2 separate regions of the Homo sapiens genome follow, and region 1 is linked to region 2. Evidence: chromatin loops called from intact Hi-C (ENCODE). Cell type or tissue: Caco-2. All regions are shown on one strand. Each heading gives the region's core, and the rest is flanking DNA. Links, peaks and the distances in the headings are about the cores only.

The links. Hi-C counts contacts between places; a loop is a spot of excess contacts. Peaks named below come from ENCODE experiments on the same cell type or tissue, not always from the same donor. Only the 100,000 strongest peaks of a DNase experiment are listed, where the experiment ranks them.
Region 1: a loop joins it to region 2, with 3 times the contacts of the local background. A loop is called at or near these places in 3 of 110 quality-filtered maps.

What each region holds. Positions count from the first base shown.
Region 1 is chr7:86,902,185-86,908,183 of GRCh38, reverse strand. It overlaps ELAPOR2 (endosome-lysosome associated apoptosis and autophagy regulator family member 2), which reads left to right. Exons shown (of 22, transcript NM_001142749.3): 18 at 413-514. Among named protein-coding and RNA genes, the nearest start is that of GRM3-AS1, 100 kb to the right of the region's middle. In Caco-2, for the core only: a CTCF peak has its summit at 2,794 (motif pointing right); no DNase peak of the experiment used is centred there.
Region 2 is chr7:86,843,600-86,849,598 of GRCh38, reverse strand. The region is part of intron 4 of GRM3 (glutamate metabotropic receptor 3); the gene reads right to left. Among named protein-coding and RNA genes, the nearest start is that of GRM3-AS1, 43 kb to the right of the region's middle. In Caco-2, for the core only: no CTCF peak of the experiment used is centred there; a DNase peak (open chromatin) is centred at 2,558.

The sequences.
Region 1 (5,999 bases), core at 562-5,561, 59 kb before region 2:
TGTGTGTGTGTGTGTGTGTGTGTGTGTGTGTGTATTCACTTACATTGGCAGTAAAGAGACTCTATTTCATTGTCTCGCCAATAATTATTTATAATTCATATATCAAAGCATTGGCCTAAGTAGACATGGTCTTTGTTCCCTTAAGAATATTTTTGATTATAATTTTTATTAAAATTATATCTTTACTAAATACTTTGATGATAACATATCACTTTACCTGGGAAAGTAGTCAACTTTTCATAGGCAATGAAAGTAAATGAGCTGAATTTGTATTAAAATTACAAATTAGTGAACTTTAATACATTTTTCTTTTTCATTTGTTCATGAAGTCTGAGAGCAATTATTCCCATATTTTTGTCTTTGTAATCTGTATTATATCTGTTTTTTAAAAATGTTATTTGGCTTACAATAGGTCTTCTACAGCAACAACATCTTGTATTAATGGCCGATCAACTGCTGTGAAAATGAGGTGTAATCCTACTAAATCTGGAGCAGGAGTGATTTCAGTCCCCAGGTATCCTTATTTCCATATGATTTGTGTTTACCATGAGGAAGAAAAACTCTCCAGAATGTTACTATTTTAAAACATATTCTCTATGAACATAAAGCAGAAAGAAAACAGAACAATCTGTAGGGTTTTTTTTTTTTTTGTAGGGAATGTGCTGAGTGTGTATTAAGAGAAATAGGTCCTTGTACAATCTAAAGACTTCCTAGCCTCTTGTATGACATATTCTTGTCCTGTTTGTGTTAAGTGTCTAATTCTCTTGAAGAAATATAAAATTAATTATATTGCTTGTATCCCTGTATTTATTTTATTGTTTAGCCTGAATTTCCTTGAGAGCTGGATTAGTAGCTTTCCTGATTATGGTACTAGATCAACAATTAACTAGCTGGGTGATCAAGATTAAGTAATCTAACCTCTGAGTCATAGCTTTTTTCTCTGGAAGGGTATGGGGGCCAGGGTAATTTATATTATCGATTTCTAGCTCTTCAGTTTATTGATTAATGGTGGCAGAATCACCAAGGTAAGTCTGACTTATAAAATACATAATGTGCTTCATTTAACACAAATTAGCATTAAGGCAATAGCCCTCTATAGTGAAGATCTGAATAATGCAGTTCGCTTTGGATGGGAAAACAACAAGAAAACAATTTTGTAGGCTCAGAATTGTCAACTTAAATACAGACTGCTTTAATAGCATGAGTGACACTTGAATGCCTCCTCAGTTTTATTTTTCAGATATTCATTTTTCAACATGAAGATTATTTATTACTTTATATTTTATTTTAAAAATTATTATTATTTTTAAATTTTTTGTAGAGATGGGAATCTCCCTACATTGCCCAAGCTGGTCTCAAACTCCTAGCCTCAAGTGACTCTCTTCTCAGCCTCCCAAGCTGGGTTGGGATTACAGGTGTGACCCATTGCACCCAGCCAGATTATTTATTTCTAATCTTTGCTGAGTTAAGATACCTTTGGATCATAGCTTGATTTGCAGATTTTTTTTCTCTATCAAATTAGCAAAAGTATATATTTTTAAAGAGAAAATGATTATATTAATTTTGTTTTTGATAGTTTCACAGTAACCCTTGGGAGATTTTAACCTGTCCTGCTTATGTCACATCAGGATTGGAAATCAGTGGTGTAAGCATTGCTTCAACTACTTATGTATCCTAAAAATAGTTACAGGGGTAACACAGTATTTTGGGCTTATTTTTGGGCATAAAGGCATACTGACATTCTCTTTTCACCAACTGCGTGTTTCCACTTCTCATAGACCTATGATTTAATTATTCTTTTTACCTGTTCAAGGTGAGAGATGGATGCAACAAGAGTAGTACCTAATAATAATAAAAGGGCATCCTGTGGTAGAGGATCCCTCTGCCAGCCTCCAAGCTAGAACCAAGGCAACAAGCCACCCTCCAAGGAAAGGTGTGGTCAGAGATTCTAGCAATAAAAGAGTGTGTCTTTCATCATTTTCTAATATGCCATCATACAGTTCTGAGTTCAGGTGCTTATTCTATTTACTACAGCACATCTGGGGGCCATATTGTGAACCTAACAATTAACCTGTAGTCTCTGGGAGTCTACTTCAATAGCTTCCAAAGCCTCCTCCAGGCCTCTAACTCAAGTAGATGATGTTAATGAAGATTAGGTCTGTCCTTTAGGAAACACATCACTCTAACTCTCGTAAGGTGTGTTCTGATGCTTTAATTGTAATAAGGAAAATAGTCTCCTGGAGTTAAGCGATGGCATGTAGAAACTGAATTTTTCCTATTTGGAGAGGAAAACTTGTTTCTCCTTTGACCTCCAGGAATCTGCCACTTAGGGAAGTAAACTATCTTTGCCAGGTTTATCAAGATGACCTGCAGCAGAATACCTTGGGGTATCTATTTAAAAAATTAATTTCTGGGCCTTCCCTAAAAATATAGAATCTTAGATGCTGAGCATAGGAACATTTTTAAAAACCACAAGGCAATTCTGATGTCTACTGAAATTTGTGAACCAGATTTTTTCTTAACTCACATTTTGGATTTTTTTTTTTCTGAGACAGATTCTCAAAATGTATTCCAAATTTTAGTTTTATGAAAAGCTAATTTAAAATGTGACAGTCTAAAGGGTGTAGTCCTTCAGCCATGTTTGATAAATCTTCATTTAGAGTTGTGATGCGCACTGAAGTGTGCTGACCACTACTTTAGGGAGCTGCTTGAACACTACAGCTTAAATGTGCTGACCTTTATTTCTTTCTTGAATCAATTTCCCATCAGGGCACAAGGGGGAGCTCGGAGATCAGAACACGAGAAACAGCAGCTTTCCTGAAATTATTAGGTTTTTTTGTTTGTTTGTTTTGGTTTTTTTTTAGCAGTGAGGTTGAATAAATATTTCCTACTGACAGAAAAAAAAAAAAAGTCAACATAGCCCAGTTTCTCAGGCTATTTTTTAAGAGGACTTCTTCTCTTCTCTTCCTCTCTCTCTTTCTCTCTCTCTCTCTCTCTCTCTTTCTCTCTTTCTTTCTTTCTCTCTTTCTCTCTTCTTTCTTTTCTTTTCTTTCTTTCCTTCCTTCCTTCCTTCCTTCCTTCCTTCCTTCCTTCCTTCCTTCCTTCCTTCCTTCTCTCTCTCTGTCTTTCTCATTCATTCATTCATTCATCCATTCATTCATTCATTCTTTCAGCTTTAAGATTTCCAGAGTGGAGGGAGGGAGATGCTAACCAGACACTTGCCTTGAGAAGCTTCATAAGCTGACCAAAAAGTCTCAGAAGGAGACTTTGGTAGTGCAGAAGGAATGCCACCCTCAGGAAATCTCATTTCTTGGCCAAAAATCTTGGCAAGCCAGGCAAAAGTTTACTTTAGCAGTAGCAATGTTGGTTGGGGTTTTATATCTTGGTGTCCTGGGAAAATGTCATAAGATCCCCAGACCTGGGAAAGTGAGAAAGTCTTAATAGAAAGTGAAATGGGCAGGAGAAAGGGGGAAATATGTGTTCTTTGTGTATCACCTGAGAAATTAGAGGGAACAGCAAATTATCTGGGCTGCCTTCTCATCTGCAGCTGGAAACACCAAGCTGTCTATTTGGTCTGGCAAATGTAGTTGGCTTCTAGTTCCATAAAGTGTCTGGAGGGTATGAAACATTTTAGATAAAAACGGTACAGTGTTTGTGGCAGATGTAATCTGACAGCTGGAGTGAAGTTACGAGATTTTCTAGTGTAGTTTGCACCTTGAGCAGAGAATAAACTGCTAGCACAATAGGCTGCTGATATTCCTAAATATTAATAGATGCCCCTAAATAGATGGCCCTCTAGCCTTTGCCTAAAAGGCTTCCCAAACCTCTAATCATTATCTCAGGGAGATAGAGGAACTGAAGGCTCTCCTTTTATTGGGAAGAATTTAGACCTAAGCATTGTGTCCAAAGGGTTCTTTTAAAAACATGAGACATTTCTGTTAGTGAAAATGGTATAAAAAGGCCTTATTAAAAAGCAGATAAAGAGAAGCATTTTTACTCTGATAATAGAGGTGCCACAGCATCCACAAGATCCTTGAGTCAAACACATTGACTTTACAGAGCAGGAAACACTGATGCGCCAGGTTGTATAGCTGCAGTGTGGCATAGTCACGATGGAATAATTTTCTAACTGTGTGGTTTTTTCATGCCATAATGCTCTCATCTTGCCATTTTTTCATCCAATTCCTCATGGGCAGAGATTTGCAAAGAAGCACACTAAGTTAGAGGCAAATATCACACTTACCCCAGAGGATAACTCAACTGACTTACAAGTTATTGGTGCCTTCTTTTAAATGAGTCATCTTTCCTCAAACAGGGTCTTTATTGATGCCACCAGTTAGAGGAAAATCATTTTTTTCTCTCTGTCAACTTCTGACTATATTTAACTGCTTGAGTAGTTTATAAATCAGCCTAAAATTGTTTTGCCAAAACCTCCTTCAAAATCCAAATTCATCTCCATTATCAGTATAGCCTCTGGGAATATTGAATCTCACAAAAGGAACGCTTCACAGTTCTGTCCTGTTATATTCAAGGGTCAAACACTCCAGGGGTTTATTTCACAGATTCCAATTTAGAGTCTCTCTATCAAATTCATCAGATCTATTGGATGCTAATGTAGTATTTTCTTTGGTCTTTGGGGAAGGACTGTTAAAACCAAAATATGTATCCATTTTCAGTTCTTAAGAGACATGGAAGGATGATTGGTAAAATGACTTCCCTTGTTTTCTTTTTCCCTAGAACAATTTATAGACAGATAATAGATATGTAAGTCTGTGCAAGTTAAATTAAAAAGGCAATTTAACTCAAAAGACCAAAACCAAATACGTTCTTAGAATATTAAAAAGTAAAAAGGCATATAGATGCATTATGAGCATAAGTGAAAACAGCTAAAATCCATTTTGATCAAGAAATGAAAAAACTAAAACAGAATTGCTAAAATTATATACTTCAGACACTAATAAGTACTCTTAAGACATGATATAAAAATCACAAACCATTCTTAAAATTTTCAGATCAATTTTGAGATAAGGATGATAATTATTTTATTTCATTAAACAAGATAATCTGAAGAGAAAACTAAGGAATGTCAGTTAATTTAGTTTGTCTCGGTTTTGATCTGATGCTGGCTTTTGGTAGTTAACTCAGGATAGAGTCTTTAGAAAGGGAGGTTTTGCAGGAGAATGATAGAATTTTGTAAACCTGGATCTAAGAACTATGCATAAAAAATCTTATGTTCATATTCAATCTGTTGTGATATTCTTGTAGAAGACACTGGGTTCTTGTCACACATCCAGGAAAGAGTAGGGTTGCAGACACTTTGAAGGGTGAGGGGTTATGGAATTTATTGGGCGAAAAGGAAAAAGACTCAGCCAAGTGAGAGGGGTTCCTGTTAGCAAGCCCCCATCTCACAGACTGAATCCTAGGTTGCCACCCAGGAATAAGAGGGGCCAGACTCCTCCCCCTGCAAAGGGTGCAAACTTCCCAAGGCCCCACCCCATTCTTCCAGTGCCAGTCTGATTGGAGGTTTTCTGTGGAGCCCTTTTTACTTGGCTGTCTCAGTCTGAATGTTTGTGTCTCCCCAAATGCATATGCTGAAATACCATTAATACTGAAGTGATAGTAGTAAGAGATGGTGTGTTGGGAGGTTATCAGCTCATGGTGGCTCTCCCCACATAAATGAGATTAGTGTCCTTATAAAAGAGACTCCAGGCCTGGCGCAGTGGCTTACGCCTGTAATCCCAGCAATCTGGGAGGCCGAGACAGGCGGATCAAATGAGGTCAGGAGTTTGAGACCAGCCTGACCAACATGGAGAAACCCTGTCTCTACTAAAAATACAAAATTAGCTGGGCATTGTGGCGGGCGCCTGTAATCCCAGCTACTCAGGAGGCTGAGGCAGGAGAATCACTTGAACCCAGGAGGTGGAGGTTGTGGTGAGCTGAGATCGCGCCATAGCACCCCAGCTTGGGCAACAAGATGGAAACTCTGTCTCAAAACAAAA
Region 2 (5,999 bases), core at 664-5,663:
ATTATAAAGTAGCATAATTTCAAATGTCCTAAATGACTTTAGGCATCTATAAAACATTTCTGTAAAGTCTCTGACCTTCCTCTCTAATCAAGGAAAGCTGAAGACTGAACACATAACTGGAGAAGCCACATAATTTTAGAATGCTTCATTTTACTTTTGATTTTTAAAAAAAATTCAGCCTGCCCTGTGGCATAATTCTTTAGGCCTTGCTTACTTTGAATCCTGAAAGCATAATCCATCCTCGTCATTTTAAAGTTCTTGTCTCTCTTAACTAGTCCAGTGCTCTCCACCTTGGGACCCCTAATTGCAGGCTCCTTTCTTGTCAAATTCTCAGAAAACAAGCTGCTATCTGATTCTGTGATGCAAAAGCCTTCATAAATCTGAATCTGGGACAATTTGTTTTCTACGTATATGTATAATATGATGTTAGCATTGTCCTCTTTCTGCCTCAGTTCCTGCCTATGACTCTGAAGCCAGTGTGAAGGATATCAGAGATCATGGGAGGGGGAGACAAATCCAAATTTGCAAAATTTCCAGGAAACCTTTTCTAAAAGCATTTCTGTAACTCTTAAAACTACTCACACACTTTAAGACATTACAAGAAGAGGTGAGGAGAGGCTTTTAGGAGGAGGGGATCTTGGGCAAAGCTGTACTGTGATTTTTGTCTCCTCGCTGAAAGCCTAGCAAGGAGTGCTTCAGTGTGGCCATTTACAAAAAGTCAGGTGTTTCTGCAGGAAGAGGATGCCCTGAATTGGGACCTGATTCCTGCCTTGGAAATCTAGAAGGTGAGGAAAAGGCTAGTTGCTCTATTGGCATTGCATAAAACTTGCTACTGTCTTGAGGTAGTCCTTTGTTCTGAGAATTTATCAAAGCAAAGGTTATGTGAATGGTATGCATGGACAAGATGGGCCACACAAAAACCATTATGCATGGTCTTGGGCTTATGTCTTGGCCTGGAGACCTTCACAGAAAGAGGCTTGGGGTAGGATAGCTGGATGCCCTGAGAATGGGAATGGAGCCACCAGAGACAAATCAAAATAGAGATCTCCCAGTCAACTCACTCAAGGTCCTGCAGGGGAAAAGGCCAGAGGGTAATTTCTAAAGATCACATGAAAGATGAAAACGCCCTCTAGTCATCTTCCAGGCATCTGAAGGATGTATCTTTCCATGTGTGGACTTAGAGATCATAAAGTCATCTAGCCACAAAGAACTGTCCAACTGCTTCCTTATTACTCTTTAATCAGCGCTGAGAGGGAAGTAGCAACTGGTGGATTGGGGAACATAAGCACCAAGGAAGATGCCAACTACTGCAGGCTCTCAGCCTAAGACAGGCCAGACCTCAGGAGGAAATGAGATTGAATGTGAAGACACAGTTTTGATCATTACATAGGACTATATATTTTAATTTCTTAATAAAGACAATTTTCAATTGAAAATGATGGTAGTACCTTATGTTACCTAAAAGCATATAAATTCATGGGCCTACCAAGGTCATGGATGTTTTTTCTCATTGTGCTATCCCCAGCACCAGAACTGAGCCTCACATGTAGTGAACATTTGGTGTTTGAATACGTGCACAGGAATTTCCATCCCAAGGTGGGGGATGATTACCCTTGCTAAATACTGAAGAGATAATGGAAGGAGCACTAAAATTGCATTTTTATCATAGTTTGTGCACCATGTTTATTCAGTATACCTGTTATAAAATTGAAATAGCTTTTATTTATTACAAAGCCCAAATATCAGTCTCATAGTTTCAGTTATCCAGTTCCTTCAGTAAGTCACACTATTAAAAGTCTGTTTTTATCTGTAATTCTGTGTTCTGACCCTTTGAATACTACCAGCTTACGATGCTCTGTTTTCATCTTTGTCGAACTCGCAGCAATGCTTGACACAGTTAATCACTTCCTTCCTTTTGGATTCCTGGACACATCTTTCCCTCAGTGGTTGTTCTTTGTCTTAGTTATCTATTCTACTTGAACTTTAAGTGCTGGAGTTCCCCAGAGCTTAGTTGTGGACTCTCTTTCTTCACCATCCCACTGAGTTTCATGGCTTAAATATTGATGATGTCCAAATCAATTATTACTGGTTTTGACCTATACTGTGGGCTTCTAGAATTAAATATTCAACTGCCACCATGACATATTCTTTTGGTAATGAAATAGGCATATCGTAATAATGTAATCAAAATTTGGTCCCTTTCCCCAAGTGTCACTGTTTAAGTGGCACCAAATGCCACCCAGTGTGCAAGCCAAAGACCATCCTTGACTTTACCATTGCCTTTACACTTACACATCCAGTCCAACAGCAAATTCTGTTGGGAAATTATTCTACATGAGCCTCTCATGTTATTTTGTGAGCAAGGCTCTGACTGCCTTTGTTCCAGAATGTCTTTTCAAGGATTTTGTGTAGCAAAGAGCTTTAGAAGATAGAGACAGTGCCTACCTCTAGAACAAAGGGCAGCATACTATTCATTATAAAAGATTCAGGTTCCCTAGTCTCAGAGTTCCTCTCCTGTGATGTAACCCACTGATGGTACAGGGGTCACCTGGACTACTTTGTGTAACCCTGTGAGAAGTGGCACTCAGGAAACCTGTGCAAATATTGACACTCTGGCTACTGCTATTGCTGTGAGTCATAAAGGTTTTTGCTAGCATTAGTAAAACTGTGGTAGGCTAACTTGTTGCCTTGTAAGTATAGTAAAATCTCAGGCACTACAGTCTTTGACAGTTTTGACAATGAGGAAGAAACGCCAACAGACACATGGCTTTTTCAGAAAGAAAATATGAGCGTTTCAGGGGCTGATTAACAGAATTTGAGGAAGTCTGTGGGAATCACTAGCAAACATGTTGACCAAATTGTATGATTAACCAAGAATAAATAGTGTTCCACTTTATTTCCTGTTAAGGAGAAGGATTTGGAGATGTGGTCGAAGTTTGAGGAACAGGAATTATGTTCAAACTCAGCTGCTAGACTGATGCCTTGGCTGTTGTTAACTCTTCTCTGGAGGGTAGAGTGGGGTGAATTTCCTCCCCATTTGGATTCAGATTCACTTGATTCTAATAACTAGTACTAACATTTGTCCTGGGTAGGCAGAAAATTCCACTCTCTTTTACACAAAAATTGCAGAGACATGTACCTTCACTGAGCATTGAGAGAGAGAGAGACTTTCAGAGAAGGTAGAAGCCAGGTGAATCATTCAAACTTTGACTGGTTTCCTTGGGAGGTTGAGACAACAAGACACATACGCTTGTTAAGGAAGAATGGCAACAGCTGGGCCCTTGAAGGATTAATCCCCAGCTGTAGTTTCTTATTCCAAACTTAGATTCATTCCAAGATGACAGTCAAAGGATTCAGAGTTTTGTTTTGTTTGTTTTTCAGTGGAACTTAGCTTTCTGGGAAGATATAGATGAGGCACTGATTTGTATTTGGGCGCTTACTCACCTGGATTGGTTTACAGTGTTGACAAAGAATGAGAAAGGTATGCAAAGAAATCTAGACAAATTCCTACCATCAGCGACAGCCCTGGAAAACTTCCCCAACCCTTATGTTAAAAGAAGGCAAGACCCTAAGAGATATTATCATGATGAGAGAGCAAATGCTCTGTTAATTTTGTATCAAAAAGAAGCAAAACACACTTGGTGTGTGAGTAAAGGCCAAATTAGTTAAGTGAACAAGCCATGAGTTCCAGCCAGAAAGCTATAGGCTCTGGCTTCTTAGTCAATGGGTCATCAAAGTTGAAGCCAATAGTGACAGTAATGATGATCTTATTTCATAATTTAGTCTTTTAGGTGCACAAAAATATTGGACCTCATATGGTTGAGCCATAGGTAGCTGCTGAGTGCTTAAAACTGAAAACAAATGTGTCTTATTTATTGGCAAGGAGCTGCTCTCTCACTGTGCTGCTCTACTCCCCTCCCCCATCCTAATTTTAGCTGATTAAGGAAAATATTACTTAAGGCTAGATTAAAATTTCCCCATCCTGAAGGGTGGGTGAAGTCCATACACACCAGACTAAGTATGCTGAGGAACTTCAGAGAGGGGAGGAACTCAAAATTTTATGCCTTGTTGGTGACAGACACCCAAATCACCATCCTAACTTATTAGGGGAAAGGTAGGGCTGGGGCTGGTGTGAAGCAAGTGAGGCACTTGCCTGAGATACAAATTTAAGGAGGCATCAAAAATGCATTAATCAAGACAATAATGCAATATTTAAAACATCAAAAATGCTAAGCCCATGATGAACACAATGTCAACTTTTTAAATAAGGATAGGATCAATAACAGCACCATGCTGTTGTATATTTGATCCTAAGGCAAAAAGAAAGTAAGTAACACTGATCCTCTTTTGAGTACTGCTTATGCAGGTGTCCTAGCCCACTCTGCGTTGCCTTGTAGAAATCAGGACGAGGCTGGGTGCAGTGGCTCTCATCAGTAATCCCAGCACTTTGGGAGGCTGAGGTGGGAAGATCACCTGAGATCAGGAGTTTGAGACCAGCCTGGCCAACATGGTGAAACCTTGTCTCTACTAAAAATACAAAAATTAGCCCAGTGTGGTGGCATGTGCCTGTAATCCCAGATATTTGGGAGACTGAGGCAGGAAAATCGCTTGAATCCAGGAGGCAGAGGTTGCCTGAACCCAAGGTCACGCCATTGCCCTCTAGCCTGGGTGACAAGAGCGAAACTCCATCTAAGAAAAAAAAAAGAAATCAGGACTCAAGGAATGTACAGAAGTGTTGATACTCTGGCTATTGCTATGGCTATGAGTAATAAAGTTCTTTGTTTCTGAATCAGGAGTCTCATGTCTTCTGACACAAGGATTCTGAAACTGTGGCAGGCTAACCTGGTAGATTGCAACAGGGTAAAAACCTTTCACAGTTCTTGACAGGTTCTACCTCTACTTCTAACCATCTCCATTGTTAACATCCTACTATGGGATGGTTCTGACCCCAGTACCCACCTCAACTTCCTAACCAGTCTCCTCATTTATGCCTTTTTGCCATGTAGTAATAGAGTCTTTACAGCAGCCTGATTTTTTCTACTAAAATGTGAGATCATAAACTCCCCTGCTTAAAAATCTTTCAGTGATTTTCCTTTCCATATAGAATAAAATCTAAACTCTTTGCTATGGCTTATAAAGTCCTACATGATTTAACTCTCCTGCCTATTTCTCATATCAAATCACTCTTCCATTTAGTCATTAAACTGTAGCCATATGCTTTTCTTTTCTAAGATATTTTTGTTTAAGAGTGTTTGAACTTGCTGTTTCATCTGCATAGCACATAGAATTCCAATGTCTGGCTGCCTCCCTTCAGTGGAATATTTTCTTCAGTGGAATATTATGAAATAGGTACCAGCAAAGTAGGGGTGACACAAATTTTTTTAAAGAATTTGAGATATATATTTTTGAATCTTCAAAATAGTCAACATGGGAAAATAGGAATTTCTTTGTAAGTATTTGAACCTTGTCAAAATTCTAGAGTCAATTCCCAAGACTCTGCCTACTCTAGGTAAATTGTTTCATCTGCTCCAACCCCCAAAAGAATCTAGAGTCTTGACACTCCAAGTATGGTCCTTAGTCTAGTAGCATCTCCATTTCCTGGGAGCTTGCTGATATCGAGATTCTTGGTCCTCATCCTTTCTTACTGAATCAGAATCTTTATTTCAACAAGATCCCCAGGTGATTTGCATGCACGTTAAAATTTGAGATAAACTGCAGTAACCCGCTTTTCAAGGTGATTTTTTAAAAATCTCATTACAGCATTCACTACTGAATAAGCCTGCATTTTCATTCATTCATTATTTATGCTCCATCTCCATCTTCACCTCATTCTCCACTAGACTGTAAGTTACAAAAGAGGAGAGACTTGCCTATGTTGATAACAGTATCTCCAAGGCCTATAATAAGTCCTCAAATATTTTTTGGAAGACATGAACAAAACACTCAGTAATTACTATAAATGAATTCCTTTATGGATAACTTTCCACTCAAACATGGCT